Regions from separate parts of the Homo sapiens genome. Here all the other regions are linked to region 4. The links are chromatin contacts, found by Hi-C or POLR2A ChIA-PET in ENCODE. All regions are on one chromosome and are shown on one strand. Each heading gives the region's core, a stretch centred on a gene start or an enhancer-like site at or near the end of the contact. The rest is flanking DNA. Distances are from core to core; before and after follow the strand shown. Region 1 holds the start of PDRG1 (p53 and DNA damage regulated 1). Region 2 holds the start of C20orf203 (chromosome 20 open reading frame 203). Region 3 holds the start of NOL4L-DT (NOL4L divergent transcript). Region 4 holds the start of KIF3B (kinesin family member 3B). Region 5 overlaps MYLK2 (myosin light chain kinase 2). Region 6 has its middle 4.1 kb from the start of MYLK2.

Region 1 (4,672 bases), core at 1,665-4,164, 330 kb before region 4:
CTGAGAAGGCCTTACTGATTATATGCTATCTACACAGAGACCTAAGGAAAGTGAGAGTGTGAGCCCTGCAGACATCTGGGGAAAGAGTGAGCCAAACAGAGGAAACAACAGGAACAGCAAAGATCAGTAGTGTGCTTGGGGTGTTCAGAACAGCAAGGGGCCGGGCGCAGTGGCTCACGCCTGTAATCCCAGCACTTTGGGAGGCCGAGGCAGGTGGATCACTTGAGGCCAGGACCTCGAGACCGGCCTGGCCAACATGGCGAAACGCTGTATCTATTAAAAATACAAAAATTAGCTGGGTGTGGTGGCACACGCCTGTAATCTCAGCTACTCAGGAGGCTGAGGCACAAGAATCACTTGAACCTGGGAGACAGAGGTTGCAGTGAGCCAAGATCATGCCACTGCACTCCAGTCTGGGTGACAGAGCAAGGCTCTGTCTCCAAATAAATAAATAAATGAATAAATAAAAGAACAGCAAGGAGACCAGTGTAGGTGGAGTCATGTTGGGGGTGGGGGGAGTAGAGATGATATTGGCACACTCATGGATTCATGGGGGCTGGATTACTCGGTCTTGTAGGACCTCTGGATTTTACTCAGGTGAGATGAGAAGCAACTGGAAGATTCTGCACATTCTAGTGTACTTTCAACAAAATGTAAACTTCCTCCCTTAGCCCCCAAGACCTTTCATTATGGCCTGGTCTCTGTCCCTCTCTCCAGCCATACTTACTCCCCATTTGCTTCCACTGCCACAGCCACTTGGCCTCATCTAAAGTGTCCCATTCTTCTGGATATATATTCTCAACACCCACCCCAAGTCCAATTCCATCTCTGGCTTTCTTACAATTTTCAATTACGCATTTTACGTTGTTTTCCTCATCTGTAAAGCACAAGGGCAGGAACCATCAGTTTTATACACCCCCGGCACTCTCTCAGTGTCTGCCATCGTTGATAAGCCAGGAGCTAACGACCTGTCACTGAAGTGAGCAGGCAAAATCCTGAACCACAGTCTGTGCCAGAACTGCAAAATTTGCTCCCCCATCTCCCCGGACTGTTTCAATTTCCCACAAGGCTGAGTTATACAGCTGTGACCTCCTGCCTGATCTCTATCAGGAACAAGGTAAAGGCCTTAAAGGAAAACGGAACAGGCCTCCAGGGCTGCACTGAGAAAATTTCAACTTACCAGAGAGGCTGAGATCCTTCTGCAGGGCCCTCAGGCCCTCTCGATTCTGATTCCTTTTAGTGTCCAGGTCCACAATCTGAAAACCACAGGGACAGGAGGGAACTCAGCTATCTCTTGCCCCAAGCTGTCACCTCTTGACAGACAAGGGTTGCAGAGGCAATGCATTATTCCTGATTACATTCAACGTCCTGCCTAAAATGGATTGATGTGTGAATGTATTTCTTCTCTCACTCAGCTTCCTGGTCTTAAAGACAATGCTTTGTGCAGCTGCCCTCTCCCCAGAAAAGATGCTGAGAAAACATGTGCTGACTAAATGGGAAATTCTGCATTATCCACTCGAACTTTAGGGCATATCAGAATCACCAGGGGAGTGGAAACCCTTCCCCTACACACTGTGATTAAGCAGGCCTAATGTTTATTTTTGGACAAACTTCTCCAGCTGATTCTGAACTAGTAATATGAGAAACCCAACAATACTAGATTGGAACAGCAGGATTGGGGGCACTGAGACAGTGGTAACAACACAATAGCTACTAAGGAAGTGACGCAGTAGTACAGTATACTGCACGAGTGCTGGTTCTGGATTTGGAATACCCAGGTTCGAATCCTGCTATCTGCCTCAAGCTGTGTAATTTCACCTTCCTATTTACTCCTCCTCAAAATGGAGCTACGGACAGTACCTACCTTACAGGTTATTGAGCCAGCAATTAAATGACTTAACACAGTACCTGGCACATAGTAAGTAGCTGATAAACTTTAACTGCTCTTATTCTCATCCAGCACACCCTGATCCAGTACTTAATTTGACAGGATCTTGCCCAAGTTTTCCCCTTCTCAGTAAATACCTGACCCTTCTAACTGGAGATGAGAGGGAGTCACGACTCCCCCGGCTCCACTACCACGGCCTACTGAGTCTGTCTCCAAAATACATTTCTGACCCCTTCACTTCTCTCCACCACCACTACCTAGTCCAAATCCATCTCTGGTCTGGACCATACCAATGGCCCCTCACCCATCTCCCTGCCTCCGCCCTTGCCCACCTATATTCTGTATTCCACACAGCAGCCAGGGGGGATCCTTTTAAAACCTAAATCCAATTACGTCACCCTCCTTCCCCCAGGAACTCCCCTCAAAAACTTGGCACTTAAAACAAGACACCCCATAAACAGGGCGCCACCTTCCCCCACGTCCCCACCCCTGCCCGGTCACAAGGCCCCCTCAGGCTTCTTTTCGGTTCCAGCTCTCCCCTGAGGGCCTTTACAGGGCGGTGCCCCTAGATCAACCATGGGGCCGGGAAGTGCATTTTGAAACAGGTGCTCAGGGAAACGGCCCAGAGCATGATGGGTCGAGATCCACAGAGCATGGCAAGGGGCAGAGAAAGGATGAAGAGAGAGGAATGTCCAGCATAGCGCAGGCGCTCACTTAGTAGCGGCCGAATATTTATCGGCCCAGGTCTGTCGCCTCGGAGCCGTTAACCGCCTGTCCAGGTCAACTCACTGCGACCCCGCGCGCTTTCCCACGGCGCCGGCCGCCAGGCCCCAGCGCCGCGGAGGGGCCTCTCACCTGCCGCTTGTCCGCCAGCACCTCCTCGGCGAGCTCCTCCACTTCTACAAGGTACCGCAGCACTCGCTCTGCCTCGGGTGATAGCATAGCGCCCACCAACTCCGCTTGCGGCTCTCGCGCGACCCCGGGATCTCCGCTTCGACTCCCGCTGCGCACGCGCCGCTCTCTAGGTGCTTCCGGCGCGCCTGCGCAGTTAAAAGAACGGTGGTGCGCAGGCTCTAACACTAGTGCGCCAGCCGGCTGCGAGAGGCGGGGCCTAGCTTTGGGGGCGGGGCTGGAGCGCCCTCTGCAGGCTCAGAGAGCTCAGTCCTCGGGCTGCCTCTGACCCGTTACTCCCTCGGTTCATGCTTCTTGAGCACTTATTATGTGCCAAGCAGTTTTATGTGCTTAGGATGCAGCAGTGAACACAACAAAATCCCTGCCCTCATGGAACTTCATCCTAGTGGGAAACACCGACAATTAATGGCAAAACAATTATATACCGTGGCAGGTAGTGATTAGGATCTGGGAAATATTATTCTTCCCCTGGCTAAGAAACACCAAGAAGGCCCATGTGGCAGTGTGACTTATGTTTAATCTCTGACACTTTCAGTTTCTAATTTATAAAAAGGGGGTGAATAAAAATCCGCCTCAGTGTCTCTCCACAGGATCGGAAGGAAGCAGGAATCAGCTGGGCGCAGTGGCTCATGCCTGTAATCCCAGTACTTTGGAAGGCCAAAGCGGGGGGATCACTTGAGCCCAGGAGTTCGAGACCAGCTTGGGCAACACAGTAAAACCTCCGTTTCTACTAAAAATACAAAAAAAAAAAATTAGCTGGGTGAGGGGGGGCGCGCCCGTTGGTCCCAGCTACTCAGGAGGCTGAGGCGGGAGGAGCACCTGCATCTGGGGAGTCGAGGCTGCCCTGAGCTATGATGGCACCACTGCACTCCAGCCCGGGTGACAAAACGAGACTCTGTCTCAAAAAACAAAGGAAGCAGTAATCACTTTTAATTCCGTTTAACCAGAGTTCACTTGAGCCCCTGTGTTGGGCCCAATGTCCAGAGTAGCTGGCCTATACATAAGGAAGGGACTTGAAAACTATGGGCAGTAAGCAATGAAGTGCTAGCTCAGAAAAGCAGGTGGGTGTGGGTGGTAGGATTGGGAGGACTTCCCAGAGAAGGCAGGCAGGTGGAAAATGGTTACCATCAGAACCAGAGGGTTCCCACGAGGTCTTCACGCCCAAACTCCTCATTGGATAGCTGGAAAAAACAAACCTCAGAGAGAGGCAAGGCTTTGAAAAGAAGGTGAGGGGTGAGCCATGTGGATGCCTAGGAGAAGAGTGTTCCAGGCAGAGGGAACAGCCAGCGTATGTGGAACAGAATGGGCGGGGGGGAAGCAGGCAGGAGGTCAGAGGGAAGGAGGCATTGAGCCCACATGGCTGTAAAAGGCGCTGGGAAAGGACTTTGAAAGTCTAAAGAGCAGAACCGATATTATCACTCTGATGTCTCGCCTCCCTGATTCCAGCGTTTTATTCTCTCCTTTTGACCTCTTGTAACCAAGCCCCTTCACACCCCTTGCCTTACTTGAGTGTCAAAGCAACCTTTGTATGGATGGGATTATTACTGCCCCATTTCACAGCTGCAGACTGAGGCCAGGAGAAAGGCAGTGCCTCATCACACAGCAAGCCAGGAGTGCCTGGTGTCCATGCCATTTCCGGACCCTGAAAAAACCCTCCCCAAAAATTGTGGCCCCAGAAGCCCCAGCAGCACCTCTATGTTGCCTAGCCATTGGCTGCCTTCAACTACCAGAGGCAGAGCTAATTTTTCCTTCAGCCACCTGGTGTGGGGAAGGAGGGAGATTCATTAAGGATTCCTCACTGAGGGTGAATTTGTCGCCAAACCCAGGATGTTTTGTATAAACACCTTCTGGTTCAGAAATGCAGGCACAGGC
Region 2 (4,711 bases), core at 1,928-4,427, 400 kb after region 4:
AGAGGTTGCAGTGAGCCAAGATCTCACCATTGCATTCCAGCCTGGGCGAGACTCCGTCTCAAAAAATAAAAATAAAATAAAAATAAAAATAAAAAATAGGCAAAGGACTTGAATAGGCATCCCTCCAAAGATGACATGCAAGTGGTCAACAAGAACATGAAAAAGTGCTCAACCTCACTGATCACCAGAGAAATGCAAATCAAAACCACAATGAGCCATCAACTTACACCTGTTAGAACTGCCATTATTTAAAAAAAAAAAAAAAACAACAGTGTTGGCAAGGATGTGGAGAAGTTGAACCCTTGTGCATGGTTAGTGGGAATGTTAAATGGTGCAGCTGCTACAGAAAACAGTATGGAGGTTTCTCAAAAAATTAAAAATAGAACTACCATATGATCCAGGAATCCCACTTGCAGGTATTTTTCCAAAAGAATTGAAATCAGGATCTCCAAGAGATATGTGAACTCCCATATTGATTGCATCATTATTCACAATAGCCAAGAGGTAGAAACAACCTAAATGTCCATCCACAGATGAATGGATAAACAACATATGGTGTGTACACACATTGGAATATTATTTAGCCATCAAAATAAAGAAAGCCTGTCATGTGCTGCCATATGGATGAACTTTGATGACTTTATGCTAAATGAAACAAACCAGTCACAGAAGGACAAATAATGCATGATTCCATTTATATGAGGAATCCAAAGAAGAAACAGAAAGTAGAAGAAAGAAAAAAAATAAAGACAAAAAAATTTTAAGTAGAAAAAAGAAAGGGAAAAAATAGTAGAATGGGCCAGGCACAGTGGCTCACGCCTATAATCCCAGCACTTTGGGAGGCCGAGGTGGGCAAATCACCTCAGGTCAGTTTGAGACCAGCCCGACCAACATGGAGAAACCCTGTCTCTACTAAAAATACAAAATTAGCCGGGCGTGGTGGCGCACACCTATAATCCCAGCTACTCGGGAGGCTGAGGCAGGAGAATTGCTTGAACCCAGGAGTTGGAGGTTAAGGTGAGCCGAGATCGTGCCATTGCACTCCAGCCTGGGCAACAAGAGTGAAACTCTGTCTCCAAAAAAAAAAAAAAAAAAAAAAAATAGTAGAATGGGGGTTGGGTTGCCAGGGGCTGAGGGGGAGTGGGGAACAGAGAGTTGCTGTTCAATGGGTATAGAGTTTCAGTCACACAGATAAAAATGTCCGGAGGTCTTCTGCACAACATTGTGGTTATAGTTAACAATACTGTAGCGTGCACTTAAAAATTTAAGAGGAGCCGGGGCAGTGGCTCACGCCTGTAATCCCAGCACTCCGGGAGGCCAAGGCAGGCGGATCACAAGGTCAGGAGTTCGAGACCAGCCTGACCAACACAGTGAAACCCCATCTCTACTAATAATACAAAAAATTAGCTGGGCATGGTGGTGGGCGCCCAGTAGCTATTACAGTAGCTAGCTGTAATCCTAGCTACTTGGGAGGCTGAGGCAGGAGAATCGCTTGAACCCAGGAGATGGAGGTTGCAGTGAGCCGAGATCCCACCACTGCACACCAGCCCAGGTGACAATGCAAGACTCTGTCTCAAAAAAATAAAATAAAATAAAATAAATACACACACATAAAATATATTACATATATATTATACATACATACATACATACATATGTATTAGCTGGGTGTGGTGGCGCATGCCTGTAGTCCTAGCTACTCAAGAGGCTGAGGCAGGAGGACTGCTTGAGCCTAGAAGGTCAAGGTTACAATGAGCTATGATTGCATCATTACACTTCAGTCTGGGTGACAGAGCAAGACAATATCTCCAAAAAAAAAAAAATACTTCTTCAATTTAAATAGCTTTAGTTTTGTGGGAAAAACCAAGAACCACAGTGTGCCTGTCTCTATTTCTTGCTCTTGTTCCCTTTTATTCCCTCCTGAATTTCTCACCACACCAGGCCTTTTTGTTCTGGGACTCTTCCTCCTCTACCCTCCCCACTCCCTCCCCTGCCTCCCCCAAGCTCACAGCATTTCACACAGTTCCAGAAAAGTGCTTCTCTCCCTGACTGCCACCTGGCCCTGCTGTCTTCCCACAGGGCTGTGGGCTCCGGCAGCAGAGACCTTTTCCTACTCCCTGTGCCCCTGCATCTAAACAGACCCAGCATAGGAGAGGGGCCTGGTGAAGATGGCTGGTAGGAAGGCACTAGACTCGGGCTTTGAGAGCCAGAAGGCCTCAGGGAGTGAAGAATATGGGACTGGCAGGATCTAGGGGCTGAAATGAGTGGCCATAAAAGAAGCCCCCTCAAGACCCAAGACTCCTTGGTAGTAAGGGCTGGGCATCTCTCTGTGTCCCACCTCACACCCTGGGGCGGGTGAGGAGAGGAAGTGGAGGGGTTGCAGGGTTGGGGGAACAAGCGACAAGCCCGCCCTCCTGAGGAGCCCCAGGGCTGGTACAAACGGCAGGAAGAGGCTGAGCTGGGCCCCTGGAGCCACAGAGGCAGGAGGGAGTGAAGAGGCCCTGTGGCTGCCATGGGGGACAGTCCAGCAGCCTCCTCCTGCTCCCCTCAAGACTGGCCGGAGGTGTCTCAGCCCCCGTAGCCAACCACAGAGAGAGCACAGGGCGGAAGTGGCTGGCGCCTCAGCCATAGCTGCCGGAGATGGGCTCAACGGCCACACGGTCCCCACATTCGGGGAGCCTCACCGCAGCCCCGTGGGCACAGAGACCCAGGTGGAGCTCCAAGGGACACATGAGGCACAGGGAGTCTAGGGCAGCAGCTTCAAAACCACACACTGGTCTTTCTGCTGGCTTTTTTGGTCACCATCCCCTGCTTAAAACCCCAGGGTCACCCCACACTTTCAGCACAGACAGGCTGCATTCCACCCACCTGCAGGCTCCTCTGCCCGGCATTCATCTGTGCCACCTGCCCCGGCCATTTGGCTCCGACTGCAATGACACGTTTGTCTGGGAGATTCTTCAAGGGCACATAAAACATATCTGCCTTTGCTCACTGTGATGTCTCCGACGCAAAGCAGAGAGCCCGCCAGCGTAGCCACTCAGAGCTGAGTGGTGGTGGAATGAGTGAAAAGGCTGCAGCTGGAAGGGCTGGGAGGCGGGGGGCAGAGTGGGGGCAGCCAAGGGTTTTGGGGATCACACAGGCTTGGGAAGAAAAGTCAGCTCAGACCCACTGGCTATGTGACCTGGCCCTGCAGGTCCAACTGTCAATGGGTCTAACCCCGCCCACCTCAATGATCTGTGAGAGCTGAGCGGGGGAGACACTGTTCAGAAAAGACTGGGTCCCTGAAACTGTTGTTGTCGTTTAATCCAGCCATTTTTTTTAAGTTTGTTTAAGAGACAGGGGTCTCCCTATATTTCCCAGGCTAGTCTTGAACTCCTGAGCTCAAGCAATCCTCCCACCCTGGCCTCCCAAAGTGCTGGGATTACAGGCGTGAGCCACCGTGAGCTTGGCCCCAGCTCTTTCATTTATGGACAGGACATTTCAGGAGAGGGATCCATCCAGTCTCATCTTGGTGTTTAATATTTAAATGCACCAAAAATGGGGTGCCAATTGGTGCCAACTTTTTGGAAAGAGACTTTGATGTAATCTGCCTAAAAGTAAAATGCTCATGTTCAGCAACTCAGCCCTTCAGCTTCTAGGAATTTTGTTCTGCAGGGAAAAAAAAATGCTGTATTTGTATTATTAATATTGTTACTGGGTGGCAGGGGGAGGAAAGTATTCAGTGTTTTCAGAACCACCCACCAGGAGGCGCTTTTGCATCAGGGGCCCAATCAGGTTAGCCCAGAGCACCTGGATTTAAGTAGCAAAAACAAATGACAATCTCTAGCCCAATGTCTCAAGAACATTCCAGTCTTTTACTTCATCTCACCCTCGAAACTTCCTTTTTTTTTTTTTAGACAGAGTCTCACTCTGTCACCACGGCTGGAGTGCAGTGGTGCAATCACAGCTCACTGCAGCGTCGACCTCCCAGACTCAAGCAATCCTCCCACCTCAGCTTCCTAGGTAGCTGGGACTAGGTGCACATCACCATGCCTAGCTAATTTTTGTATTATTATTTTTTTTTTTGTAGAGATAGGGATCTTGCCATTTTGCCTAGGCTGGTCTTGAACTCCTGGGCTCAAGCAATCCTCCTGCCTCGGGCCTCCCAGTTCTGGGATTACAGGAGTGAGCCACTGCGCCTGGCCATGACCAAAACTTTTATTAGAGACAGTATCTACTTGCTTGGTGCCCTCTCTGCCCTTCCTCCTAAAGAATCCCCCTTCAAAAGGAAAAAAAGGCCATTCAAATTTGAGAGAGACTCAGGGGTCCAGAGTAAACTAAGTTAAATGAAATCAAACCTGGACCGTGGGCTTCAAGTGTGTTATTAACCCCCTCCCTCCTGTCCTGCTGCATCCTTGGCTCTGCCCTTTCACTTACGTCCACGTCTCTAAACCCAGCCGTTCTTCCTTCTCCCTTGGGTCTCTGTGTCTTCTGTCTGCCTCAGGTGTCCTTCCACACGCTACCCACCCGCCTAGGGAATACTCCTTCTGAGTTCCTGGGCAAACCACCCAGTTCTCCTCCTGAACCCTCCCCCAAAAGGCTCCCTGCACGTTCCATCTCATGAGGGCCAGGCTGTGCCCAGGTGAGGACACTCATCACCTCCACTTTTCCCATCACACTGGTGTGTGGAGCGCCCACCCCACCTGGGATGTAGAGGGATGCTCCTTGCCCA
Region 3 (4,431 bases), core at 778-3,277, 310 kb after region 4:
CCCCCCTTCCTCCTGCGCCCGCCCGCCGGGCCCAGCCCCCGCCCGGCCCGGCCCCTGGGGGCGCGGGGGCAGCCGCGCCCGCAGCCGCCGGGAGGGCAGGAACCACAGGCGCGCAGTGCCCAGCCCAGGAACCGCGTTCCGTCTGGCCGGGCCGGGCCCGGAGCTTCGCAGGCCCCGCTCCTCCCGGACGCGGCGGTCCCGCGGGGAGTAGGGCGCAGACCCCAGCCCAGACGCCGACCTCCCGGCCGCCCCGCCCCACTTAGCCAGGCCGGGAAGGTGTAGGGCAGGCTCCCCCTCCCTCGCTCCCGCAAGTGACTTGACCTCTCCCGTGAGCCGAAGCCAGAAGAGCAGTGTTCCCCTGGGGGAACCCCACATCGCCGCCCTTCGGGGCCCCCAAACTTCCTCTCCTTTTGCCTCACCCTGAATTCCCCGAAGTTTGGCCAGCTTTGCCTCTGCTTGCCTGCCCCACTGCTCTGGGACAGGCCCAGGCCCCCTGGGAAGTCGCCTGTGGCCTCAGCCCAATCCCACCTCCGCTTCAGAAAACTCTCAACACATCCACAAACTCATCCTGAGACACCCTGCCTTCCTGAGTGCGCCTTGACCTAGAATCTCTTGCTGAGTAAACTCAGGTAGCCCCACCGCCCCCCTCCTACCTGGGCAGATCTGACCTTGGGTAGAGCTAGCTGGTCCCCTCCCCCTTAATGAAATTACCAACATAAATAAAGGCACAGGCCAATTCCCCAGGATTTCTGTGCCCCTACCCCCCACTTCCTTAACAGGTCATGAGGAATTGCTGCACTTCTCTCCCAGCTGTCCCCGGGGGTCCACCCCATGTCCCCATGACACTCCTGCAGGCAAGTCACCATCCAAGTCCTGAGGCCCAGACTTTGTCTAGTGCAGGACCGTTTCCTGCGTAGGAACTACTGTCTACTCCCATCCCAAAGTCCCCCACCCCAGGACCTACTACGTGCCATGTCCTGGCAACTCTGAGAGGCAGAGGGAATGGCTCCATTTTACAGACGAAGACCTGGGGCTTGGAGAGGTGGCCTGACCTGCTCAAGGTCATGCAGGAAGGAGGGGTGGGTTTCAGCTCATGTGCATCTGGCTGCTGCTGCCATATCACACACAAACTCTTCCCCTTTCACCGCGCTCGGAGAGAGCCCCACGCTGTGTATACCTGGCTCACTTCCCCCAGTAGACAGGGAGCTCCAGATGCTCAGGGCCATATCTGACCCATCCTCATATGCACAGGCCCTAGCACAACACCTGGCACACAGTAGGTGCCAGTAAATGCTGAAAGAACCCTAGAGGTCTCCCAAGCCCCAACCTCTCTCTGCATTTCACATGGGAGATTATTTTTAGATAATTTACATTTCATGTTACTTTATATACACCAACAACTCCACAGTCATTTTTCCTCTTTATCTTCTCAAGAGCTCTTTTTGGATCTATGCTGGTATGCATGCCCGTTTTTAAGAGGTGACCACTCAGAGCGGGGAAGGCACTACCCAAAGGCCAGCCCCAGGGGCGCAGGGGCTTCTGTGATTAAGAAGCTCAGACCCTGACTTTTTCCATGTGTCCCTTGACGGTTATCCTTCCAGCACACTCTTCCTGAGAGCAGAGATGCTCTAGCCTGGCAATGGTAATGATAACTGTGGCAAATATGCCCTGTGCCTGGGTGGTGGGGTCCTTGTGTGAGCCCTGGTCTCTCTGTCCAGTTCCAGGACCCACTTCAATAACCACTAAGCCGGACCACCTCTCCACCCAGGCTGGGTCTTTGCCTGCCTTTCAGAAGCTAAAAACCTGGTTGTCAATCTTGGGCTGAGTTCTGGCACAGCAGAATGTATAGTATAATGAAAAGAACATGGGCTTCGGGTGGAGTCAGATTTGGAAGTGAATCCTGATGATTATTTGGCGTGGCATTCTTCATGCTCACAGGTCCCACTTGGCTACTTCACAATGGAATGAAGCCATCATTCCACCCTTTGCTGGGTAACCTCAGGCAGGTCACTGAGCCCCTACTTCATCATCTGTATAGCGGGACAGGATGTCACAGATGTAGAGATTCAACAGGATGAGAGTGCCTGAGCTGTGACGGGTGCCCAGTAAGTGCCATTTTCTCCCTCATGGGGCCTCGAAGTATTCAAGGAGGAAGACAGGCATTGTTGGCACTTTTTGTGCTTCATTCATTCAACAAACATTTGTTTAGCAGCCATTGTGCAGCAGGGGCTTGGGATATGGTCATGGGATCCCCAAGGTCCCTGCCCTACGGGAGTGCACCAATGGGTATGGAAGATGGCTATTGAACAAACCAGCTATTGATCACAACAGCCCGGGGAATGGGCCACGAAGGAAAGAGAGAGCTGTGATAGCAAATAATGCAAAGAAGGGGCTGCTTTTCTTAGGGGGATCAGGGAAGGCCCCTCTAAGGAGGTAGCATCTGAGCAGTGACTTAAATGACAGGTGCCAAGGCATGCTGTTCCTGCATTCCAGGATGAGGGAAGAGCAAGGGCAAAAGCCCCAAGGTGGAAGGAGATTGGCATTTTCTAGAAGCTGGAAGGTGTCCAGTGTGGTGAGACTGAAGTGAGGGAGGAGGGGTTGGAGGGCAGGAGTCTTGAAGACCCTGGGAAATACTTTGGATGGCATTCCAGCTGCTATGGGAGCTACTGGCGAGTTTTAAACGAGCAGGACTGTGGGGTAGAGAAGAAGTGAGGAGAGGAGGGCAGCTGCAGGGGTCCAGAGGTCTGTGGTCTTGGAGGTCAGAGGCCTGGAGGTGTCCCTACTGTGTGACAGCTCACTGCACCAGGCACGTCCCAGCCTCTTGCCCCAAGGGCTCCTGGGAGAGTGGAACAGCCAAGGAGTGAGAACAGCCTACTGCGGCCCATCCCCACTTTTGCAGAAACAGACCCTGGGTCTTCAGCCTATCCGTGTCACTGGGGTCCTTTAGGAGGGGCATGCTGGGTGGGGTGTGGGGTAAGTCTCCCACAATGCCCAACTCCTGGGGGGATGCAATCACGGTCCCAGGGGGCAGCTGCTCTTTTTTGATTTCCATTCCAGACACCTGCCAAAGGAAAAAGTAGGCTGCCCCATGAATCAAAGGCCAGGAGATCCTCTGCATTTTTAAAAATTTTGAGACAGGGTCTCGCTCTGTCTCCCAGGCTGAGTGCTGTGGTGCAATTGCTGCTCACTGGAGTCTCTACCTCCCAGGCTCAAGTGATCCTCCCACCTCAGCCTCCTCAGTAGCTGGGACCACAGGCATGCACCACCACACGCAGCTATTTTTTTTTTAATTATTTTTTGTAGAGACAGAGTCTCTCTTTGTTGCCCAGGCTGGACTCAAGTGATTCTCCCGCCTTGGGCTCCCAAAGTGCTGGGATTACAGGCATGAGCCACTATGCCCGGCCTCTGGATTTTTTTTTTTTTTTCCACACTTCGTCCAGGTGTCCAAGGGAGACTGGAGTTGAAGCACAGGGAGTCCAAGCCCCCAGGGCTCACGTCCTCTCTGAATACAGATAGTAACGTAATCACTCCTGGGCTCAAGTGATTCTCCCGCCTTGGACTCCCAAAGTGCTGGGATTACAGGCATGAGCCACCATGCCCGGCCTCTGGATTTTTTTTTTTTTCCACACTTCGTCCAGGTGTCCAAGGGAGACTGGAGTTGAAGCACAGGGAGTCCAAGCCCCCAGGGCTCACGTCCACTCTGAATACAGATAGTAATGTAATGGGTCACAAGAGCTTGGTGATGAAGGGTTCTCAGAGTATACAGTCCAAACCCTGCCTCTGATAGATGGGTAAACTGAGTCCCACAGGAGCAAAGAGGCTCAGGGCCGCAGGACAGAACCAGGTACCTGGCCTTTGCCTGATTTGGCCCAGATCACCTGCCTTTCACTGAGCTCTGACCCTGGGCCCAGATGAGCGGGGATGCCTGCAACTTGACAGTGAGGTGGCCCTGACTGTGCCACAGGAAGTTCCAGGCCTGGGGTGGGGCAGAGTGACTCAGGCTCCCACAGAGGCCTGTCCACGCAAGGGCCAGGAAGAGCAGAGAGGCCCCAGAGCCTTGGGGAGAGGTAGTTACCACCACTGGGTGCTGGTGCCCCTTCTATCAAGGGCTTGTGCCACCACCTGCCATCCCCCTATTCTATAGCATCCCCCTGCAGTCTGCCAGCCATGCTGAGCCGCTGCTGTACGCCCACCTCTCTAGAAAGGCCTCCTGACCTCTCAGGTTGGGTCAGGGGCTTTCTCTGGTCACTCATAGAGCCTTGGGCTTTCCCCCTCCCAGCTCTGACCACAGCATTTCACGATGGCCTCATTACCTGTGTCGACCAGTGCCCAGCACAGGAGCTAAGGCTTAAACGTTATTGAATAAATGGATAAATAAGCAACCAACCAACCAAATGAATGAATGAATGAATGAATGGGCTTATCCTCAAA
Region 4 (4,758 bases), core at 335-2,834:
AAATTAACAATATCTGCAAAGAAAGCTAATGAAAGGGGGGAAAAAATGAGGCAATTATTAGCTTCAGGAAATACCAAAAGAGGCTGGGTGCAGTCTCTTTTGGTATTTCCTTTATTATTTTATTTAAAAATAAACTTCTTCACTGTAGAGAAAGTGTAAATCAAATTATGTGGGAGTTTTAATGGGCCAGGCCTGAGAATAGCACACATCACATTTAATTGGCCAGAACTTGGTCTGAACTGTAAGGAAGGCTGGGAAATACTGTCTAGTTGTGTGTCCAGGAGCAGGAAGAAATAACGTTTTTGAGAGGAAGTAGCAATATCTGCCACAACAGGCAAAAAGTAGTTGTAGGCAGATGAAGAAGACCATCTCAGGTATTCATTTATTCAAGGAGCAAAACATATTTGTTCAGCAACTACTATTGACTAAGCTTGGTTCCAGGCATGGTGGATACAAGAGTGAACAAATAAAAGACTGCTCTTATGCAGTTTCTATTTAGTGGGGAACAGCAGGTGTAAGTTCCATGGGGGTTGGAACCTGCCCTTCTAGGCCAGTGTGGTTGGAATAGAGTTTTAACGAATTTTGCAGGAAGTAATAAGGACTTCATATTTGATTCTAAGAGCAATGAGACTCCATTAAATCGAGTATTAATCAGAAAGTGGCATGATCTGTTTTATTTATTTATTTATTTATTTATTTATTTTAATCTTTATATCTGAGACGGAGTTTCGCTGTTGTCGCCCAGGCTGGAGTGCAGTGGTGCCATCTCTCTCACTGCAACCCCTGCCTCCCGGGTTCAAGCGATTCTCCTGCCTCAGCCTCCCGAGTAGCTGGGACTACAGGCATGCGCCACCACGCCCGGCTAATTTTTTGTATTTTTATTAGAGACGGGGTTTCGCCATGTTGGCCAAGCTGGTCTCGAACTCCTGACCTCAGGTGATTCACCTGCCTCAGCCTCCCAAAGTGCTGGGATTACAGCGGGAGCCACCGCACCTGGCCGCATGATCTGTTTTAAATAATTACTCTGGCCACCTTATGGAAAATGGATTGTTCGGACAGAGCTGGACAAAAGAATGGAAACAGACCAGATATTTCAGGCAGGCTAGAGATGAGCGTGGCCTGGCCTTGCCTGGGGCGGTTGTGACTGACTGGATTGGGTGAAGGACAGGAAAGCTACAACAAGGGTGCCTATAGGTGTTCGTATTGAGTCACTGGGGGCACCCTAAATGGGAGTTACCTCAGTAGCAGTTTGAGACACCAGTCAGATAATGGATGTGAAAGCTTTTAGAAAGGTTGAACGGCGGCTGAAATCGCGTGTGTTCCATTTACAGATGGGAAACTGAGGCACGAGATACCAGAGGATGGAGTCAGGCCACGTTGTGCGCCACTCTCCCCGCTTAGGTGGGTGAGGAGACCGAGGTGTGTTGGGCCCCCGCTAAACACCAGCACCGACCTGAGCCCCGCCCAGACCCCTCCAGCCGGCTTTCCCTGTCCTCTGCTCGTGTGCCAATAAAGTTATTGAAATTGACACCGGTTGCTAAGGAAGTGGGTCGCCGAGCCAGGTTGCTAAGGAAGTGAGCGGCCACTGTCTCTCCCCATCCGGGGCAGCGGGGAATGGCTGAGCCAGGGGTTCGCCGCCCCCGCCGCCGCCGCCGCCGCCGCCGCCGCCGCCGCCGCCCGCTTTCGGCTCGGGCCTCAGGTGAGTCGGAGGGGCCGGGCGCCCACCGAGCAGGGCTAATCCTGTGGCCGCCTGGGGTTTTCCCTGCGACCTGCGCCCGCGCCTCTGCCTGGCTTTGCTGTCCCGCGAGCCGGAGCATCCTCTGCCCTGCCTCCTAGGCATCCTTTGGTAGTCCGGACGGCCTTGCCCCTCCTTCCCCTGGCAGGGTCGCGGCCCGACCCCCAGACACGGCCACCTTGGGTCGCAGCCCACCTGGGGGCCCTGAGGCGGTGGTCAGGGCCCCAGTTTGGGAGGAGGGCGGGGAAGCGAGAGCCTGGGGTCCGAACCTCGGCGCTGTGCTGGGCTTGCTGTGTGACCTTGGGCAAGTCTTTTCACCTCCCTGGCCTTAGCTGACCTGTTTATTCAATGGGGTCCTAACATTGCTGCTCAGAGTGGTAAAGATAATGAGAAGTGTATGTGAAAGTGCCCTAAATGGGGAGAGGGAGAATTCTTAGGGCACCCTAGATGGGAGACCAAGAGGGCAGTTTGAAGTCTGAGCGAGTTAGAGACGTGGCATTTCCACTTAGTAACTGTGTGGCCCTGGGCAAGTTAATTTCTCTGAGTCTTCTTTTCCTTATCTGTGAAATGAGGTAATAGACTACTGTGGAAATCAGTGAGACTGGGTATGTCAAGTAGCTTGGCACATAGTAAGTGCTCAACCAGCTATTATGAGGCGTCCAGGGTAGGAGGGCAAGACTTCCAGGAGGAGATGACTTTGGGACAGGTAAGGTGTAGGTGTGTAGAGTGCCAGCTCATATGGGTAGTCCTACTGCAATGCCAACCCCCAACCCCGGTTTTACTTCTCCATTCTGCTCAGAGCAAGGGAGGTACTTCTACAAGTAGTCCTGGGAAACTCTTTGAGGTCAACCCCTTGTAGATAGCTGGGGTCATGGTCTCATTTTCTACCTGGGCTTCGTTGACCCTTCCAGAAGAAAAAAGGCATCTTTGTGTCCTTTGGGAAGTGCTTAAAGCAGTAATAACTATTTACAAGCATATGATTAAGAAGCACTTTACCAGGCATATTATTTCATTTAATCTTTATGTAGACTTTGCCAGGTGCCTGGTGATGTCATCCTCATTTTGCCGATGAGGAAACTGAGGTTCAGAAAAGTAAAGGGAAGGACCTGCTTAAGAATCCTTTTTTTTTTTTTTTTTTTTGAGACAGAGTCTTAGTCTGTTGCCCAGGCTGGAGTGCAGTGGCGCGATCTCAGCTCACTGCAACCTCCGCCTCGTGTGTTCAAGCGATTCTCCTGCCTCAGCCTCCCGAGTAGCTGGGACTACAGATGTTCACCACCTCGTCCACTAATTTTTGTAGTTTTAGTAGAGACAAGGTTTCACCATGTTGGCCTGGCTGGTCTCGAACTCCTGGCCTCAAGTGATATACCTGCCTCGGCCTCCCAAAGTGCTAGGATTACATGCGTGAGCCACCACACCCAGTCATTGCCTAAGAATCTTGTATCTATTAAGTGATGGAAGTGGACGTGTTTCTAGGTAAATCCTGTATTTTATCCCCCATTCACTGTTGCCTCTGATTTTGCAACAGTTGCTATTATAAGGCCACAGGGGTATTCTTTTGTTACTTTTAACTGGCTAGAAGTTAAAAGGCAAGGAAACAAGATCTCAGGTAAAGCTTTATTTAAATAGATACCACCCAAAGTGAGGATCTCAGAAAATAGTTGGAATCTTTTTTTTTTTTTTTGAGACGGAGTTTTGCTGTTGTTGCCCAGGCTGGAGTGCAATGGTGCCATCTCAGCTCACTGCAACCTCCGCCTCCCTGGTTCAAGCAGTTCTCCTGCCTCAGCCTCCCAAGTAGCTGGGATTACAGGCATGTGCCACCATGCCCGGCTAATTTTGTATTTTTAGTAGAGATGGGGTTTCTCCATGTTGGTCAGGCTGGTCTCAAACTCCCGACCTCAGGTGATCGCCTGCCTTGGCCTCCCAAAGGACTGGGATTACAGGCATGAGCCACTGTGCCCAGCCTGAGAGCTGGAATCTTTAAAAGAGGGCTTCTCTGTCCCTCATTCCCTCCTCATTAAAATGAGGGGACTAGGCTAGATTATACTGAAGGCCCTTTCAGTGCTGTTATGCAGTTGTGGTTAAAAGCTTGCAATCAGACTACCTGGACTAAAATCTTGGCTCTGCCACTTCCAAGCTGTGTGCTACTGAGCAAAGAGGTGCTACTTTACCTCTGAAATGATGCTCAGTACCTCTGAAATGATGAGAGGACTTTTTGGTAAGGGGCTCTGTGAGGAAGAATTATTCATAGTTCATTTTGAACCCCTTGGTGGTATAGTTTCCTCATCTGTAAAATGGGGATAGTAATAGGCCTTATTACCTGTGGCCTTATTATCATGTATGGCTGTTCTGAGGATTTATTTGAACTTAATATATGTGAAGTGCCCAGCATATTTGGTAAACATTAGCTATCGTTATTTGGGTTTAACGTGGTGCTTGTGCTGTATTTTCCGTGTATGGTTGGTGAAAGAATAAATTAAAGTATGTGATAATACCAGGTCCGTCAACCATAATGTCATTGCAAGCATGAAACAGTAGCCATCATGGCATTATATAAATGTTGATATTTTTATACAGTTGGCCCCAGGAACCTGTAATCATGTGCCACAATGGGTTGCAAAGAAAGGTAAAGCTGTCCAGGCATGGTGGCTCACGGCTGTAATCCCAGCACTTTGGGAGGCCAAGACGGGTGGATCACGAGGTCAGGAGATCGAGACCATCCTGGCTAGCACAGTGAAACCCCATCTCTACTAAAAGAAAAAAAAAATTAGCTGGGCATGGTGGCGGGCGCCTGTAGTCCCAGCTACTCGGGAGGCTGAGGCAGGAGAATGGCGTGAACCGGGGAGGTGGAACTTGCAGTGAGCCAAGATTGCGCCACTGCACTCCAGCCTGGGCGACAGAGCAAGACTCCGTCTCAAAAAAAAAAAAAAAAAAAAAAAAAAGAAAGAAAGATGAAAGCTGATGGTAGGACGTTAGGTTTAGTAGCTCAACATCCAATTCAGTAAATATTTGCTAAATCCCCTTAT
Region 5 (4,297 bases), core at 1,224-3,723, 440 kb before region 4:
GAAGGCCAGAAAAGGCAGCCAGATCCCCAGGGCAGCCTCGTTAGGACAAGGCTGTGCCAGGCTGGGAGGCTCGGGGCTCCCCACGCCCCCATGCAGTGACCGCTTCCCCGATGTGAGCCGCCTCGGAGTGTGGCCTGGATCCATCCTGCTAGCACCTCCCCAGACAGGGCTCCAGCCTGTCGGCCACACCCCAGACTCCAGGCCCCCGTTGAAGCCGCTCCCGGTTCCCTCCCCAGCTCCTCGTCTTTGAACTGCCGCCGCCGTGGTGACCCCTGCTTTGCCCCACTGGGAGAGTCCTTAGCCTGGGCCTCCTCCTAGCTGGAGTGCCATGGCTGGGGGGTCTCAGCATGTAGGGCTTCTGTGGTTGTGGATGGGAGGCTCCTGGTGGGGCAGAAAGGCTGCAACGCTGATTCCTAAGGCCCAGCTGCCAGGGAAGACAGAGCAGGCTTTGTGAGAGAGGACCTCCATGCCCCCGCCACCTCCCCACTCCAGCAGATAAGGCCGAGCCCACACCATCTGGCCCAGGCTGGCCCCCACCCACCTTCCTTGCGACCACCAACACACAGGAACTCTGTGTGAGAGAGAGGGCGCCCAGCCCAGGCCTGGTGGAGGGGGAGGGGAGAAGCCAAGGGACACAGGAGACCACCCCCGAGCTTGCCTCAGGGCCAAGCCGGCCCAACCCAACCACTCGGGGCCCCCATCTTGGGGGTCACCCATGGCCTCAGATGATGGGGTCAGCAGGCCCAGGAGAATTAGGAAGGCCATGGGGCAGCCTCCAGTCTGCTCTCAGCTTGTGCCTTGTAAATAAATGTACAGGTTGGATGTGGCCTCCTTCCCTCTGTGTGTGCCTGCACTGGTGTGAGGTCGCTGATGACCACAGTTCACTGAGCACCTACTGTGTACCGGACACTTTAGCAATATCCGTCAGCTCACAGTTTGGTGGTTCATGCAGGCTCAGGTGCCAGTCTGCCCAGCACATGATGTGGGCAGGTGGCTTCTGCACGTTGTGCCTCAGTATCCTCACCTGTGAGAGGGAGGTCGCAGCAACAGCCTACACCGGGTGTGTGATTACTGCGTGCCCAGCTTTACTTAAAGCGCCTGTGCTGTGTTAACTCATTTACTCCTCACAGCAAAGTTACGAGGCAGGATTGATTGGTTGATTGATTGATTTATGATGGAGTCTCACTCTGTCGTCCAGGCTGGAGTACAGTGGTGTGATCTATGCTCACTGCACGCAACCTCCGCCTCCCGGCTTCAGGTGATTCTCATGAGGCAGGTATTATTATTCCTGTTTTACAGAGGGAGAAACTGAGCCAGAGAGAGTGGGCAGCGCTAGGATCTACCTCATAGGGTGGGGCCATGGCTGCAGCATCAGTCAGACTGAGGTAAGGCACTTAGGGCTGTGCTCGGCCCAGGGAACGATAATGTTCTTATCCTTACTCCACATATGAAGAAACTGAGGCTCAGAGGAGAGAAGGAACTTGAATGCCACTCAACAAGTCAGGGACTGGGGCTTGAAAGGAGCTTTTCTGTCTCCCAGAGCAAGGATGTGCCCATGCGTTCCCTCTGCCTCTCACCAGGACAGGGTGTAAGCAGAGAGTCCGGTCTCCAGGTGGAGGCCAGGTCTGGCAGGCCTGCGATGCCTTTGCTGGGTCTACAATGAGGGCCTCAGGGGAGAGGACTGTTCTCTGATTTTTCCCAGTGGCCACGGCCACCTCACCACAAGCCAGCAGTGAGGGGCAGGGGAGGCTCCATCTGGGGGCAGCCCAGAGGGCAAGAGAGCTGAGCCCTGATACAGTGCAGCCTTTCTGGCTGTGAGGACGACTGAGAAGTGGGACTGGCCTGTGGGAACAGAGAGGTTCCAGCAGGAAGAGCAGAGACAGCAGTTAACATGCATCGAGCACCTGCCGGCTGCTGGCCCTGGGCGCCGCATTGTGTTGATGGTCACATCGGCTGCACACGGTGACTCTGCGAGGTGTTGTGTCCATTTCTCAGAGTGTGGAGCCAAGCCTCAGAGAGGTTCAGCCACTTGCTCAGGGCCACATAGTCAGTGGCAGAGCCAGGATTTGTACCCAGATGGTCTGGGCCCAGAGCCCCTGCTCTTCACCACTGCCTGCCTCCTGAGAAACCTTAGGCTTGCCCTCGGACAGAAACCTTGACAGTTCATCCCCTCTCTCCTGCCTCCATGAACACTGGTCCTCACTGCGATCCCCGCCCTGCTTGAGCTGGGGAGTTCAGAGTCCGGTTGCAGCAGTATCACTTGGGGTGGTGAATGGGTGACTCTGAAGTCTGAGCCTGACTCACAGTCTGGGGCTTGGGGGTCCTGGGGAACCTGGCTTGGGCTCTTGGCGGGAGGTGCGCTTATAGGCAGGGCCCCTAGGGCTGTGGATTCCTGCCTGCCTGCCCGTCCGCCACCTGCCAGCTGGGCCAGGCCTGTGGTTTCCTCTGAGTGGTTTTCTTGGCCTCGCTGGCCCCCACCCAGGCTGAGCCTCGGCCACACAGCATGTTGATGAGGGATGAGTCACCACCGTGGGGGGAGGGAAGGAAATGAAGTCCAGCCACAGCAGAGATCCAGGGCCTGGATCCAGCTGGGGAAACCGAGGCCAAGATGGGGAAGGTCCCTCATCAGAGACAGTAACAGCTGGAACTAGAACCCAGGACTCCTGACTCCCAGTGCATGCCTCAGTTTCCCCCTCTGTAATATGAAGTTGATAACCTCGGCTCTTTTCTCCTCTGCCACTCCTAGGGCCATTGTGACAGTTGAGAGACGGGATGGGGTGCTCATGCACCATATTTTACAGGTGAAAAAACAGGTTCAGAGAGGGAAAGTGACTTGGCCAAGGCTACACAGCAAATTAACATGTCCTGTGCAAGAAGCCCATTCAGAACCCAGCCCCACCCCTTCCCAGGAGCACACCTTAGAAAGCTCTTTATGGTTCATCAGGTGCTTCCTCTGGGCCTCCCCTTGTCCCCAGAGGCAGAGAGTATAGATTCAATAATGTGGAAGGGGGAATGTGGGTTCAGAGAGACCTTGTTCCCACTGAGGGCCACGGAGCACACTCAGGGCAAAGCTGCAGCCACTGCCCCTGTGGACAGCTGGGTCTGCCTCTCTGCAGGCTTAGGCCCCAGCCCCATTGCTTTCAAGAATGCTCCCATCCCTGGCAGCTACAAGAAAGAAAGATTTTTCACGCTAGGAGCTGCCCTGATGGAGGGCGGGAGACCATAGCTGGTTTGGGACTGCCAAGCTGGACCAGGACTGAGCAAGGGTTCCCAGGGCATCAGTTCTCTGGGTGTCAGGCTGAGCTTCCCTGTCCCTTGCATGGTTTGCTGTGCCCACCACAGGCACCAGGGCCATGGGCCCCTCCTGCTCAGTGTCCATCTCAACGCTGATGCTGTGTTCTTCCCCTGCAAGGCACCTCTGTGCCTGGGCTTCCCCTGAACGGGGTCCTGGGCCCTCTTTGTAAGCTAAGAAGGGTTAATTAACACTGTCAATGGGAGTGCTCCTCCCAGTTGGTCCCAGCCCAGAGAGCTTTCCTCCAAGACCATTTCCTGCCTCAAGGCCTTAGCCAGGCCCACAGTGACCACCCCCCACAGGTCTGGAAGCCACTAAGCCCACATCTGGTTTGGATTACATCAGGGCTGGTGACACTGCCTTTCCCTTTCTGGGTCCAGTGGCCTTGTATTCCACTGGCCACCTTGGACCCAATAAGACAGTGGTAGGTAAAGATTCAGCCAGTGATAGGGCTGCGCCGAGGGCATGGAGGAGCCAGGGCTGTCCTGAAGGATGTGCCCACCTGGACCATCTCCTACCTATGAAGCTGCCTACGCATCTGTTTCTTCCTTCATGTTAATGGGTAATATTTATTGGCCACCAGGCACTATACCAAGTGATTCCCATCAATTAACTTATTTTGTCCCCACCCTATGAGTAGGTATTTTCATTATCAACATTTCACAGATGAGGAAACTGAGGCACAAGGAGTGTATGGACAAGTCCATGGGCTCCCAGCTGATGAATAGGGGAATCAGGATGTGAGGCAGGCCATCTGACTTCCCACACAGCAACCACTTCACAACCATTTGTTGAGCCCAGCTCTGGGCCTGGCCCCCAGCGAGAGCCTGGGGATGAATGAGTCATGGCCCTTGCCCTTGGGGAGCTCACAGCCTCTGGAACCCCAGTGGGAGGATGGGGATCAGGGTGAAGCTGGAAGGAATCTCATGAAACCATGAGAACAGGAAGGAGACACTAACCCCTATTCTCTTCTCTTCAGTGGGAGTCACATCCAAGCTGAGGGCA
Region 6 (4,864 bases), core at 1,366-3,865, 460 kb before region 4:
AAACTGATTCTTCACTCACTTATGAATTTATTTTTCAATGGGCATTGCTTTGTGGTACGGAGTAGTAATTAAATGTGAGGGCTCTGGAGCAAGAGAGTTTGGATTTAAATTCCAGCCCGCCATTTACTACCTCTGAAACTCCTCTGTGCCTCAGTTTCCTTTTGGAAATGGGAGTGATTATAGTATCTACCTCATAAGGTTGCTCTGAAGATTAAAAGAGTTAATATCTCTGTCTGACACATTGTAAATACACAATGAACGTTAGTGGCTATTACTACTAACCACAACAGCACCACGTATTGTACTAGGTACTTGGGATATGAAATTGAATGTGATGTAGTCTGCATCTGTTTTGCACTGGCATCTGGACTCCAAGGGTCTCAGATATTGGGATGGGGTACCCAGTCAACACCGTCAGAAAGAATACCTGCTGTGTGTACTATTTTTCCTACCTTATGTTGGAGGGCATTCAAGGGAAACAGAAATTGAAGTTTCTGGCTGGGCGCAGTGGCTCACGCCTATAATCCTAGCACTTTGGGATTATAGGGAGGCCAAGGTGGGTGGATTGCTTGAGGTCAGGAGTTTGAGAGCAGCCTGGCCAAAATGGTGAAACCCTGTTTCTACTAAAAATGCAAAAAATTAGCTGAGCATGGTAGTGTACAACTGTAATCCCAGCTACTCAGGAGGCTGAGGCAGAAGAATCACTTGAACCCAGGAGGTGGAGGTTGCAGTGAGCAGAGATTGCACGACTGTACTCCAGCCTGGGTAAAAGAGCAAGACTCCGGCTCAAAAAAAAAAAAAAAAAAAGAAACATACAAAAAAGAAAATGAAGTTCCTGTCCTAGGAAAGCCTTAGATCAGTGGCTCTTCACCCTGCCACACATCAGAATCTTTTGGAGAGATTTTTAAAAATACCAACATTCTGGGCCCCACTCCAAATGTTCTTAATTGGTCTGAGCTGAGGAGGGGCTCAGACTTCAAGAGTTGTAGAAACTCTCCAGGTGTTTTCAGTGTGCATCAGGGTTGAGAAGTGTGGCCCTGGGTTATAGGGATATGAATCCTGGAAGCTCTCCACTGACTGCACCAGGGTGACTGTCAGGACAGTGCCTCAAATCTGTTCCCTCTTCCAAGGCTCTCAGGATGCTTTCTAGAGAGCTGGCTCTCTGACTTGGTGGTTCTTGAACTTGGATGTGCATGAAAAATCACCTGAAATGCTGGTTTATAGACATTTCTGGGGCCTCATTCCAAGGAAGCTCCATTTTATTTTTTATTTTATTTTTATTTTTGAGACTTAGTCTTGCTCTATTGCCCAGGCTGGAGTGCAGTGGCATAAGCTTGGCTCACTGCAACCTCTGCTTCCTGGGTTCAAGTGATTTTCATGCCTCAGCCTCCCGAGTAGCTGGGATTACAGGTGCTCACCACCATGCCCGGCTAATTTTTATATTTTTAGTAGAGATGGTGTTTCATCATGTTGGCCAGGCTGGGCTTGAACTCCTGATCTCAAGTGATCCGCCTGCCTTGTCCTCCGAAAGTGCTGAGATTACAGGCATGAGCCACTTCGCCCAGCCAGGAGGCTTCATTTTAAACCAACTCTGGGGCTTAGTTACTGAGAAAGCCTTGCAGTAGCTGAATTGCGAGTTCTCTGAGGCCCTGAGCCAAGAAGTCCTTTCATGGTGTTTTATAGCTCTTACCATTTTCTCTCTGAAGAAATCTGTGTCCACGTTGATATATTTGGAATTACTTATTGATCTGATTAAGAGTTACAAGTCATTTCCAAAAAAGTTGGAAAATCTAGATGAATAAAGAATAAAAATAATCTCTATTTCTACGCCTGTAAATATGTCCATTTATATCCCTCCAGCCATCTTCTTTGTAAATATTTTGAACAAAAAGGATCCCGCTCTATGGCTGATTTTTATTTAATTTATTTATTGAGACAGGGGCCCACCCTGTCACCCAGGCCATAGTGCAGTGACACAATCATGGCTCACTGCAGCCTCAACCTCCTGGTGTCAAGCAATCCTTCTACCTCAGCCTCCTGAGTAGCTTGGGACCACAGGTGTGCACTGCCACGCCTGGCGAATTTTTAAATTTTTTTGCAGAGATGGGGTCTCACCATGTTGCGCAGGCTGGTCGTGAACTCCTGGGCTCAAGTGATCCTCCAGCCTCGGCCTCTTAACATGCTAGGATTACAGGCATGGTTGATTTTTATAGTCTTTTTTCACCTAAAATGTAATATGCAGTGATTCTATAGCTCTCCCCCAATTTCATCTCTGTGTCCTGAAAGTGACCAGTTTAGTCCTTGTCACAGTAGAGCCCCCAGTAATTAATCTTAGCAATAAAATTCTATAACTGTGGGATGGAACAGTGTGTCAATTGCGTTTTCGGAGAAACCTATGTCCAATTTGCACACAGAACGCCCACAGACCTCTGCTTACTAGCTTGGCTGGAAGGACAGGGTCTGCTGTAAGGACAGCAACCTTACCTAGGGCTTTTCCAGAGGCCTGAGAGGTCCTGCCAAGGCCCTGGGCTCAGGGGTCCAAGGTGGGAGAGGGCGAGAGAAAACAACGTGCTAATGCAGCCTTGAGTGGCTCTCAAACAGGAGCAGAGGGAAGGCTGTGAGGGGAGTTGGCTGCTCTCTTTGGAGTCAGAAAGGTTGTTGCTCAACTCTTTGGATTTTCCATCACAGCTGGGCAGGGAGAGGGTCAGACTGGGCATGACTTCTCCGAACAGGTCCTTTTAAAGCCTCTTGGCTGAACTGATTTCCTCTCCAGAGCCAAGGAAGCAGTGCCTGGGTGAAGTTAACCCCTTCACCCCCAACACATTCTTCCAGAGCTAGGTGAGCCTGGAAGCCTAGGCTCCTGGAAGGCAGAGCTACACAGGGCAAGAGGCCTAAGGAGCCGTGAACTCTGGCTGGAGAAACCTTCCCTCTGGCCTTGTTAAATCCAACAGGCATAATTGCATCCTGCTGACCTTAATTCCCCTGGCGGGTTTAATTGGTCTTGGCATTGCCCCACTTCCTGTCCTGCCCCTGTAGAGGCAAAGAGGGTGTCTGCACAGCTGGTGCAGGGCGGGGAAGCCCCTTCTTGAGGGTGGGCAGGGGCTCTGGCAGCCCCTAGGTGGGTGGAGGAAGTTTCCCCGTGCCCCACCCCTGTGCCTCCAAGGGAGTGCTGAGAAGCTTGGGGACTCCCAGGGAGCAGCTGGCTGGAGCAGGCAGTCCCGTAGATTCGGAACCAGGCCAGACTCTCATCCCAGTGGGAGGCACTGCAGGGGAGCTGGCGGGAACAGATGAACCCTCTACCTGGGGTGTCCACGACATTATCAGGCCCCCACAGTGCTGTAGGTACTGTGCCATTGGGCACTCTTTACATGTGTGCTGGCTAAATGCTCGCAGCCATGCTGTGAGAGGGAGGCAATGGGGCAGAGCAGTTATGAGCAGAGCCTTGGGTTAGATGGGTCCAATCCCAACTCTATGACTTTGCCCTGTGACTCAGTTTTCCTGTCACATCTGTGAAATGGGGATTAAAGAGCTGACATTTATACAGCACTCGCTATGCTCACACTCACTGTTGTAATGCTTTATCTACCTCCTGGGAGGCAGATGCTCTCCTTACGGATGAGGAAACAGGTGAAGACATTGTTCCAAGCTCACAGTTACTGGTCGCAGCGCTTCATTGACAGATCTCCTAATCACTGCATGGTAGGGAGTTGTAAGACTCGAAGGAAGGATACTCATGAAGCTGCTTACCCCAGGGCCTGGTCCATTTTAGAAAGAGTTCAATAAGAGTAATTATTTGGGAATAATAATTATAACAAAAGTAGCACTAATGCCCCTGAAGTTGTCCCAGGCTGGATTTTGGTCTCATTGGGAGGTGGCTCTGGATTTGAATGTGGGTAGTTTGAAGCCATTCACTAGCTGAGTGACTGTGGGGACAAGCCACTTCCCTCTGTGAGCATCAGTTTCCACACCTTTAAAATGGTGTAACATTGGCCCCTACAGTCCCTTCTGAGGATCCAGGGAGCTGGATCTTTGGCATAGTCTGGCCTGGCCGTTGGTGGGCACTCAATAAATGACTGGTATTGATAACCACAATAATAACAAGGAGATGCCAGCAAGGTCCAGCATAGGGAGGTAACAAACTCCAGTCTGGAGCCTTCTGGTTAATCAGTTATTTACTCATCAGACACTGATGGGCAAGTCCACTCTGTGCTGGGGATGTGTTTAGCCCCTGGCCTTCAGGGGGCTCCCAGACAGTGTCAACCAATGGTGGGATCAGCTGGGGCACTGTGGGGAGGCCAGAAGCAGGGGACCCAACATTCCAAATTAAACTAAAACATGCTCTGGGCCAGATAGAGGGCCAGGAGGTCCTAATGATCCGCATTAGGACAGGAAACATTTCAACCTTTTGAATGCTGCAAGATCCACAAAGGGGTTACTCAGCAGGGAGAAGGGGGCAAGGCACAGGCTGGGACATTTTAGGAAGGGAAGAGGGCTTTGGAGTTTGAAGAACGACATTCCAAGCTCAACTCCCTTCCTTGCTGAGTGACTTTGGGCAAGCTACTGATTCCTTTAACTCTCCTCGTCCTCATGCAGAAAATGAGATGAGCGCTCCCCACAGAGTTATCATCAAGATGATGCTTAAAGGCAAGATGGCTAAAACGAATGACAGGTGCTCAGCAAGTGGAAGCTCCCTTTCTGCAGGGGACCTGGGTTCAGAGCTCAGTTCAGCCCCTTCCAAGCTGTGACTTTGAGTAAATTACATAACCTCTCCATGCCTTGGTTTCCCCATCTCTCTAGTACCTACCGCACTGGGTTCTTCTGAAGACCATTTGGGTGGATCAACATGAGAGCATGCAGAGCGAGG

Evidence for each region. Hi-C counts contacts between places; a loop is a spot of excess contacts on that map. ChIA-PET counts read pairs that join two places held with the same protein, here RNA polymerase II (POLR2A). Pooled maps may share reads with other maps.
Region 1: a loop to region 4 is called in a pooled map, with 3 times the contacts of the local background. The contact joins the promoter of PDRG1 here to the promoter of KIF3B in region 4. A Hi-C loop is called at or near these places in 3 of 50 pooled maps. POLR2A ChIA-PET finds 5 or more read pairs at or near these places in 4 of 52 experiments (MCF 10A, OCI-LY7, PC-9 and 1 more).
Region 2: a loop to region 4 is called in a map with no recorded cell type, with 4 times the contacts of the local background. The contact joins the promoter of C20orf203 here to the promoter of KIF3B in region 4. A Hi-C loop is called at or near these places in 4 of 37 single-sample maps with no recorded cell type and 4 of 50 pooled maps. POLR2A ChIA-PET finds 5 or more read pairs at or near these places in 1 of 52 experiments (OCI-LY7).
Region 3: a loop to region 4 is called in a pooled map, with 7 times the contacts of the local background. The contact joins the promoter of NOL4L-DT here to the promoter of KIF3B in region 4. A Hi-C loop is called at or near these places in 7 of 50 pooled maps. POLR2A ChIA-PET finds 5 or more read pairs at or near these places in 2 of 52 experiments (T-cell and activated CD4-positive, alpha-beta T cell).
Region 5: a map of chondrocyte shows a loop between it and region 4 (2.6-fold over the local background). The contact joins the enhancer-like site here to the promoter of KIF3B in region 4. A Hi-C loop is called at or near these places in 1 of 168 maps with a recorded cell type or tissue (chondrocyte). POLR2A ChIA-PET finds 5 or more read pairs at or near these places in 4 of 52 experiments (A549, BJ, MCF 10A and 1 more).
Region 6: POLR2A ChIA-PET joins it to region 4 with 13 read pairs in Panc1. The contact joins the enhancer-like site here to the promoter of KIF3B in region 4. POLR2A ChIA-PET finds 5 or more read pairs at or near these places in 4 of 52 experiments (A549, BJ, K562 and 1 more).

What each region holds. Positions count from the first base shown.
Region 1 is chr20:31,949,132-31,953,803 of GRCh38, forward strand. It overlaps PDRG1 (p53 and DNA damage regulated 1), which reads right to left and starts at 2,915. Exons shown (of 5, transcript NM_030815.3): 1 at 2,744-2,915; 2 at 1,181-1,256. The coding sequence starts at 2,830.
Region 2 is chr20:32,670,764-32,675,474 of GRCh38, forward strand. C20orf203 (chromosome 20 open reading frame 203) reads right to left here and starts at 3,178. Exons shown (of 6, transcript NM_182584.4): 1 at 2,869-3,178. RefSeq lists enhancers at 1,426-1,925, 3,876-3,945.
Region 3 is chr20:32,585,452-32,589,882 of GRCh38, forward strand. It overlaps NOL4L-DT (NOL4L divergent transcript), which reads left to right and starts at 2,028. Exons shown (of 3, transcript NR_034152.1): 1 at 2,028-2,105. RefSeq lists a silencer at 75-264 and an enhancer at 455-534.
Region 4 is chr20:32,276,067-32,280,824 of GRCh38, forward strand. It overlaps KIF3B (kinesin family member 3B), which reads left to right and starts at 1,585. Exons shown (of 9, transcript NM_004798.4): 1 at 1,585-1,699. LOC124904885 (a long non-coding RNA gene) reads right to left here and starts at 1,477. Exons shown (of 2, transcript XR_007067561.1): 1 at 1,238-1,477. RefSeq lists enhancers at 1,341-1,390, 1,437-1,947 and silencers at 1,601-1,760, 1,781-1,960.
Region 5 is chr20:31,833,863-31,838,159 of GRCh38, forward strand. It overlaps MYLK2 (myosin light chain kinase 2), which reads left to right. Exons shown (of 13, transcript NM_033118.4): 13 at 1-822. Among named protein-coding and RNA genes, the nearest start is that of FOXS1, 9.6 kb to the right of the region's middle. RefSeq lists enhancers at 184-814, 3,180-4,027. Within about 2 kb of position 2,474, at least 13 of the 41 ENCODE cell types and tissues checked have a DNase peak (open chromatin) inside an H3K27ac peak, as active enhancers do.
Region 6 is chr20:31,812,801-31,817,664 of GRCh38, forward strand. No RefSeq gene overlaps it. Among named protein-coding and RNA genes, the nearest start is that of MYLK2, 4.1 kb to the right of the region's middle. RefSeq lists an enhancer at 2,884-3,686. Within about 2 kb of position 2,616, at least 4 of the 41 ENCODE cell types and tissues checked have a DNase peak (open chromatin) inside an H3K27ac peak, as active enhancers do.